Linked DNA regions of Homo sapiens: region 1 is linked to region 2. A link is a contact called in ENCODE Hi-C or POLR2A ChIA-PET data. All regions are on one chromosome and are shown on one strand. Each heading gives the region's core, a stretch centred on a gene start or an enhancer-like site at or near the end of the contact. The rest is flanking DNA. Distances are from core to core; before and after follow the strand shown.

Region 1 (3,942 bases), core at 1,271-3,770, 38 kb after region 2:
ATCTAGACAAAACTTAGGAATTATTCCATATTGAAAAAGACTGAAAGAGATAGGACAACTAGATGCAATGCATGATCCTGAGTTGGATCCTTTTGCCAAAAAGGACGGTATTAGTATAATTGGCCAAACTTAAATGGAGTCTGAAGCTTAGAAGGTGGAGATGTATCAGAGTTCATTTCTTGATTTTGATGATTGTATTGTGGTTATGTAGGAGAATATTCTTCTTTGTAGGAACTATAAAGTATACAGATATTTGGCAAGTTATTCTCGGGTGATTTAAGGAAAAAATATGTACTGTTCTTGCAACTTCTCTGTAAGATTGAGATTGTTTTAAAATTAAACACATGCACACTAATCTAGGATAACTGTGATCCATATGACTTCTTTGGAATTACACAGCTGTACATGGAGTCTGTCTTAGAACATGAATCTTCTCAAGGGAAATCCATATGAAGGTGCAACATAATTTATCTAGGAATAATATGTTTCTTGGAGTACATTTCCCAAATGACCAAACACTTTTAAGTGCTGAAATGCTTTTTAACTATGTTGTTATATGCTGTATACTTGTCTGCCTTTTAAGACAGAATACACTGAATTTAGTTTAATCTCTTGGATGACTAATGGCTCCAATTAGGTAAATATTTATTACTGTATTCTGAAGTAATATCTAGGTCTAGATTCACTTTTAGCCTTTGAGGATTTTGCTTTGTTTTTGTTTTCTCTCTCAATGTCTGGTTTTCAGTTCTGCTGATGTCATAGTATGTATTTAATAGTTTGCCAGTTCTCTTCCTATTGTGTTATTTCTGATCTGCTGTAGTCTTAAAAACAAGATGTATGTTTTTCCTTTTTCAAAAAATGTTATGTTAGTAAAACTATAAGGGAAAAGGATTACAGTGGAAGAGACTTTATTATAGAAATGTTGTACTCATAGTACCCCTTTCAGATTAATTCAGGATTATGTCTAGGTTTCAAAGAGTTCTGAAATAGTGAAGAGTTCCTATACATAGAATGTGATACCTCTGTCATTTTACCAACTTCCTAGAATGCCAGTTGAAATTAGGTAATTTTAGAGAAAAACCACCCTGATTTTTGTTTTAATTTTAAATTTCAGAGCTCCAGAGATTATATTGGGGTTGCCATTTTGTGAAGCCATAGACATGTGGTCATTGGGATGTGTGATTGCAGAATTATTTCTTGGATGGCCGCTCTACCCAGGAGCCTTGGAGTATGATCAGGTAACAAATAATGATAATCTAATAGAATTGGTAAAAAGTAAAGAATAATAACAGACTTACAGGAACACATGGCTGCAGGTGTACAATACACTGGAAAGTCTTTTTAACATAAAGTGGCAGAATCTGGGATCTTGTAGAATTGATTTTGAAAACTGTTTTATAATGCTGAAGTAAGTTTTCATAAAGTTACAGCCTATAGAATCTCAAAACCAGTTTTGTAAAATTATTGGGAAAATTTTATACTGTAAACATATAAAAGGTTGGATTGTGTGTCCATTTAATTAATTGTGCTTTGCTTGGGTGACAAACTTTGATGTGTGAAACGTCAGCCCCTCCCAAGGCATAAAAGCTCCTAAAAGGCGTTATAACTTTTGGTCTTAAACCAACTGCCATTATTGGTGTTTTAAATACCTCAGTAACTTGAACTCTTCTCAGTCTTTTTAGCTGTTTTGAGTGGTGCTGAAATTCTCTTTTAGCACTGTTTAATGATTCTCGGTAGAATTCAGCAAATTACCTTATTAAGCACACTTTTCATGGTAGTTTTCAGGTATATTCATTAGCCTTTCTGTACTATTAAACAGTGTTGTGTGCTAGTAGTCTTAAATATTAATACCAAGATTATTTTTTGGAGAAACTGCCATCTTATTTATTATTCTTTGAGTATCTTTGAGATAATGTACTCAACTCATTCTAATAGAAAATGCTAGTCAAAATCAACAAAGTAGTTACATTAATTTTGTCATTCTGATTAGTGAATATTTTTATTTAGATGATATTTAACTTTCAAGCAAGAAAAAATAGAAAATAGAAGAATTTAAAGCACCTATTACATAATCATGATTATAGCCTTGTATTTTAGGGCTATTTTCTCTATCAAGAGGAAAAAGAGAGGTAATTAATTTAGGTGACTTAAATGTTCCTGAGATGACTCTGTCATTTAATACTGATTATTAGATTAGATGTTATCATTGACTTTAATCTCTTGTCATCATCCATGAACCTTCCCTTTTAGGTTAGGTTTTCCATATTCTCTACCTTCCCTCCTCCATGTTCAGAATTCCACTGGGTTTCTGTAAAATTTTCCATACATCCTGTCTTCTTTCAGCTTTCTACCCAATTACTAGCTTTGATACAGATGCAAGACTACCGTCAGTTCTGAACGAGTTAGTAATTGAATCAGAGTCCCATAATCCTTTAGCTGTTGGAATACTGAGGCACCAGTAAAATGCTAGAAATACACCCTTGGCTTTGTAGATTAGCCTATGGCATGCATACCGCCCTGGAGCAGGACACCCTCTAGTGGCAATTTCAAGTTGATTTGTTATTATACTCGATTAGGACTTCACAGTTCATCTTGGACAACTGATATTAGTATTGAAAAGGACCCCAGAGATTACCCAGTAACTGCCCCCTTTTCATTTTATAAAGGAGAAAACTGAGGCCCAGAAAAATGAATTCACTTGTCAAAAGTCACAATAGTAATTTTAAAGACAAAGCCTTGACCAAAACTCAGTTTTTCTAAATTTTATAATGAATGTTTGTTTTTTTTAAACTAAACTTGGAACAGGTATTATCTGATCCAGATTGACAATGTTTTCAGGATGTATATTACCAAAGGGATTAAAAAAAGTCATTGGCCCTTGGCATATAGCATCAATAGTCTCACAGTTCAGTGGGGTTTTTTTGTCTTTGTTTGTTTTTCTTTTTTCTTTTGAGATGAAGTCTTGCTCTGTCGCCCAGGCTGGAGTGCAGTGGCGTGATCTCAGCTCACTGCAACATCCGCCTCCCGGATTCAAGCGATTCTTCTGCCTCAGCCTCCTGAGTAGCTGGGATTACAGGCACACACCACCATGCCCGGCCAATTTTTGTATTTTTAGTAGAGATGGGGTTTCACCATGTTGGCCAGGCTGGTCTCGAACTCTTGACCTTGTGATTTGCCTGCCTCAGCCTCCCAAAGTGTTGGGATTACAGGCGTGAGCCACTGTGCCCCGCCCACAGTTCAATGTTTTAAAATATTTTACAAAATACATGAATGCAAAGCAAATAAATTGTAGTGATTTTGTGGGCGTCTTTGTTTTGGCCCTAATCTGGGACTTTAAGCTCATTTTCAAGCATGGTATTTGTTATAAAGGCTTTGATAAATTTTGATAATTTTTTTTTTTTTCCCTATCAGTCTTAACTTGGTTTAGGACTTTCAAGTGCTTTTTTTTTTGCACTTGTTAAAATGTTCACATATGTTTTTCTTTTTTCTTTTTCTTTTTCTTTTTTGAGACAGGGTCTCACTCTGTCGCCCAGGCCTGAGTGCAGTGGTTCCATCTCGGCTCACTGCAACCTCCGCCTCATAGGTTCAAGCAATTTTTCCACCTCAGCCTCCTTAGTAGCTGGGACTACAGGTGTGTGCCACCATGCCTGGCTAATTTTTTATTTTTAGTAGAGATGGGGTTTCATCATATTGACGAGGCAGGTCTTAAACTCCTGATCTCAAATGATCCACCCACCTTGGCCTCCCAAAGTGTTGGGAATACAGGCAAGAGCCACTGCGCCTGGCCACATATGTTTCTCAGAACAGCTTTAGTCTGTTTATTAATGTGTTTGACTTTCATAGATTTTCCCCATCTCGCTAGATTGTGATCACCTAATGTTAGGATGTGAAAGGGCCACCAGTAGGGTATGTCTCTCTCTATTATCTGTTCCTTATTCCAGT
Region 2 (3,581 bases), core at 520-3,019:
TACTACATATTATTCATTCTAACTATTTAGTTGGACCCCTTAATCATCTCTACTCCCTACCCCCATCTACTACCCTTCCTAGACTCTGGTAACCATCATTCTACTCTATCTCCATGAGTTCAATTGTTTTAATTTTTAGCTCCCACATATGAGCGAGAACATTGTGAAGTTTTGTCTTTCTGTGCCTGGCTTATTTCACGTAACATAATGTCCTTCAGTTCCATCCATGTTGTTGCAATTGACAGGATCTCATTCTTTGTATCCATTGTGTATATATGTATCACATTTTCTTTATCCATTCATCTGTTGATGGGACACTTAGGTTCATTCCAAATCTTGCCTATTGTGAATAGTCGTGCAGTAAACACTGGATTGTAGATATCTCTTTGATAGACTTTCATTCTTTTGGCTATGTATCTTAGTATATTCTTGATTGTATGGGTTTTAGTAGTAGAGTGCTAGATACCATTAAAACTTTTCAGATCATTTAAAATTTTAAATTTGCTGTTGCAGGGTAGTAGCTCTTGCTTAGTATCACATAATTAGATTTATTAGATATCTGTGCTCCGCAAAAGATTTTTTTTTCAATATACAAGATTAGCTTTTAATTTTTTTCTGGAAAAAAATTGTAAAATCTTATTTAACAGTATGAGAAGAATAGTAGTTTTTGTTTTTTTCTTTCCCTTGGTACTCTATGGATTCTGTCTTGAGAGCTTTTAGTAGTGAGCTAGCATATTATATAAACTCCCAGGCTTCAGCTGCTTGGGCCCTATATTTAGTTCACTTGCTAGTAAATGACTTCACTTCATTTGGGTCCTGCATTATTCTGCATATCAGAATTACCTCATTTTCTTTATTTGAAATCTTTTTCCACTAGAGTTAAAAAAAAAAGTCTTTTTTTTTTTTAATACTTGAGAATGTCTGTCGGTTTACTAAATCTTTCAAGGGAATGAAGGAAATCCTTTAAAAAGCAATCTAAAATGCTGAATATTTTATGATACTGGTTTCTAGCATTAGGCCTTTGCACAAATACTAGCCTTTGTATTAGGAATGAACAAATCTATGAATAATTGCTAAATACAGTTAGTAGTTTCTAATTTGTGTTTATATATAAATTTCAGGTAAATAATTTACCCGACGTTCAGAAGCTATACAATTGCTATGCTAAATTACAGGCTCTGGGTTTAGAGTGAAAAATAAGAGGCTCTTATTTGTAAACAAAGACTAGTGCAGGCATTTTGGTTGATGTTGCCTCGATAAAAAACTAAAAATAGATTTTATGTCATTTAGATCCAAGAGTTAGAAGAGTTAGTAAGTATTCAGGTATATCAGTGAAAATATATTGTAGTCCTTAATCAGGTACTGTTTTAATATCTAGTGTAATTTTGCATGAAAATGGCAGATACCACTACTCTGTTTAAGTATTTGTTTGTACTTTATTTGGGACCCTGCCAATTCTGGCCTAGTTTATGACTAGGTTACTTATAAATCTGATAAGGCAGTAAGCTAAAGTGTCTTATACTTGATTTTTCAATTTTTGTTAAAATATTTTTTATTTCATAAATGAAAGCAGGAAGTGGAAACTAACCAAATTAAATATTTTTGAGCAAAGCACAGTAGGAATGCACATATCCTGATTTCTGAGGTAAACGATTTGTGTTTAAACTCAGGTTTATGTGTATTCTATTTCTTTGTGCAACACAGAAGTGTAGTAGGGATATCTTAAAATAGACAGGGGACAGTGGCCAGAAATTGTTGACTACTATAGATGGTGAGGCTGTCTAACTCTTGCAGTGATACAAGCCAGAAGTACGTGCTAAGGGCATTGATTTGCTTAAGGTCAGCATGTTCTAAATTGAGCTGCTTGAGTATGGTTTCTGTCAAGAACACGTAGGGCTCTTAAACGTGTAAAAGGCTTTAGCGGCAGAAGGTGCTGTATTTATGAGGTGTGGTGGCAACATTTAGGTCATGAATTTCTTTTTCTTTTTCTTTCTTTCTTTTTAAATATAGAATTTTAGCCTGCGATTCTAAGTCATTTCAGAACACAGAGACAGGAAAGTGGGCTGTAAAAATAACCTGTGTAGCAGTTATATTCTTTGCTACTCTACTGAGTAATTTAGCATTAATTGCTGTTGAGTTTTAAAAAATGCTATTTTGCATGTAATAGTTAACAAAAAGGTATGTAATGATAAACAGTTAATTTAGACATATTTGTTCTTTCATGGCATTCTTACCTCTCATGCCTTCTTAGATCCAGAAGTATCAAAGTTTCTGTAACAAAATTAAGCTACATAGGAAGACCCGTAAAATAACGGCTAATATTTTACATAGGGTACTTTATGATGAAACACCGTGTATGTATAATGCATCATTTTTTCAAAGTGCCTTTCGTTATATTTTCTAGTTTGTTTCTCACTTCTCTATGGGGTAGTTAAGACTGGGTGGCATTATTCTTTGATAAGGAGAAAACTGGGACTTATGTAAGTCAGACAGGTTCAAATTCACACTGTAAGTTTAACTTTACAAATTTTGTTAGGCCTTTTTGGGTGCTGGTACAGTGCTAGGTGCTAAGAATACAAAGGTGATTTATGTATGTTCATTAATTTATTTGATTAATGATTTCATCATTTAATGGAGGGGAAAAATAGTTTGCTTCAAGAAATGCCAGGGTGGAGAGGTGTGTGCAGGGTGATATAGGAACCCAAAGGAGGGCTCCGAGCCTGATCTGAGGGGCAGGGAAGGCTTCTAGGGGAGCGATGACCCCAGAATGACCCTTGAGAGCACAGCAGAGAAGGAGCCAGGGTTGACTGGTCTTGAGCATTTTCTCTCACTAAGCCACTCTTAACCTAAAAAAGCTCAGCATTGGGATGAAATTGCTGGTGATTTCTTTTGTATATCATAAAGTAGTTGTTTGGGAACCTTTATTAGACAAATACAAGATTGTCAATTGAGTTTAGTTTTAATAGAAGATTAGGAAATTCTAAAATGAAATGGTTTTCTTTTTTTTAAGATGGAGTCTCGCTCTGTTGCCCAGGCTGGAGTGCAGTGGCACAATCTCTGCTTACTGCAAGCTCCGCGTCCCGGGTTCACGCCATTCTCCTGCCTCAGCTTCCCGAGTAACTGGGACTACAGGCGCCCGCCACCACGCCTGGCTAATTTGTTTTGTATTTTTGGTAGAGACGGGATTTCACCGTGTTAGCCAGGATGGTCTCGATCTCCTGACCTTGTGATCCACCCGCCTCAGCTTCCCAAAGTGCTGGGATTACAGGCGTGAGCCACCGCTCCCGGCCAAATGAAATGGTTTTCAGCGCCATACCTGTGGCTGCAAATGTGTAGTACTTTACTACATAAAGGACTTTACATAGACACAGATAGTCGACTACATATATCGGGCCTTCTATTAAAAATTCTAGCAGAGCTCTTAAGTTTTTTTGTTTTGTTTTTGTTTTTAAAAACAGCTTTATTGAGATATAATCTACATACCTTGAAATTCATTCATTTAAGTATACAATTTAATGGCTTTTAGTATATTTATAGTTGTGCCATCATCAGCACAATCAATTAAAATTTTAAGTTTAAAA

Evidence for each region. A loop is a pair of places that touch in the nucleus more often than their neighbours do. ChIA-PET counts read pairs that join two places held with the same protein, here RNA polymerase II (POLR2A). Pooled maps may share reads with other maps.
Region 1: a loop to region 2 is called in a pooled map, with 2.2 times the contacts of the local background. The contact joins two enhancer-like sites. A Hi-C loop is called at or near these places in 2 of 168 maps with a recorded cell type or tissue (OCI-LY7 and heart right ventricle), 3 of 37 single-sample maps with no recorded cell type and 7 of 50 pooled maps. POLR2A ChIA-PET finds 5 or more read pairs at or near these places in 5 of 52 experiments (AG04449, BJ, H1 and 2 more).

What each region holds. Positions count from the first base shown.
Region 1 is chr11:33,327,396-33,331,337 of GRCh38, forward strand. HIPK3 (homeodomain interacting protein kinase 3) reads left to right here. Exons shown (of 17, transcript NM_005734.5): 3 at 1,115-1,238. Among named protein-coding and RNA genes, the nearest start is that of KIAA1549L, 47 kb to the right of the region's middle. Within about 2 kb of position 2,521, at least 2 of the 41 ENCODE cell types and tissues checked have a DNase peak (open chromatin) inside an H3K27ac peak, as active enhancers do.
Region 2 is chr11:33,289,747-33,293,327 of GRCh38, forward strand. All of the region lies in intron 2 of HIPK3 (homeodomain interacting protein kinase 3), which reads left to right. Among named protein-coding and RNA genes, the nearest start is that of HIPK3, 34 kb to the left of the region's middle. Within about 2 kb of position 1,770, at least 3 of the 41 ENCODE cell types and tissues checked have a DNase peak (open chromatin) inside an H3K27ac peak, as active enhancers do.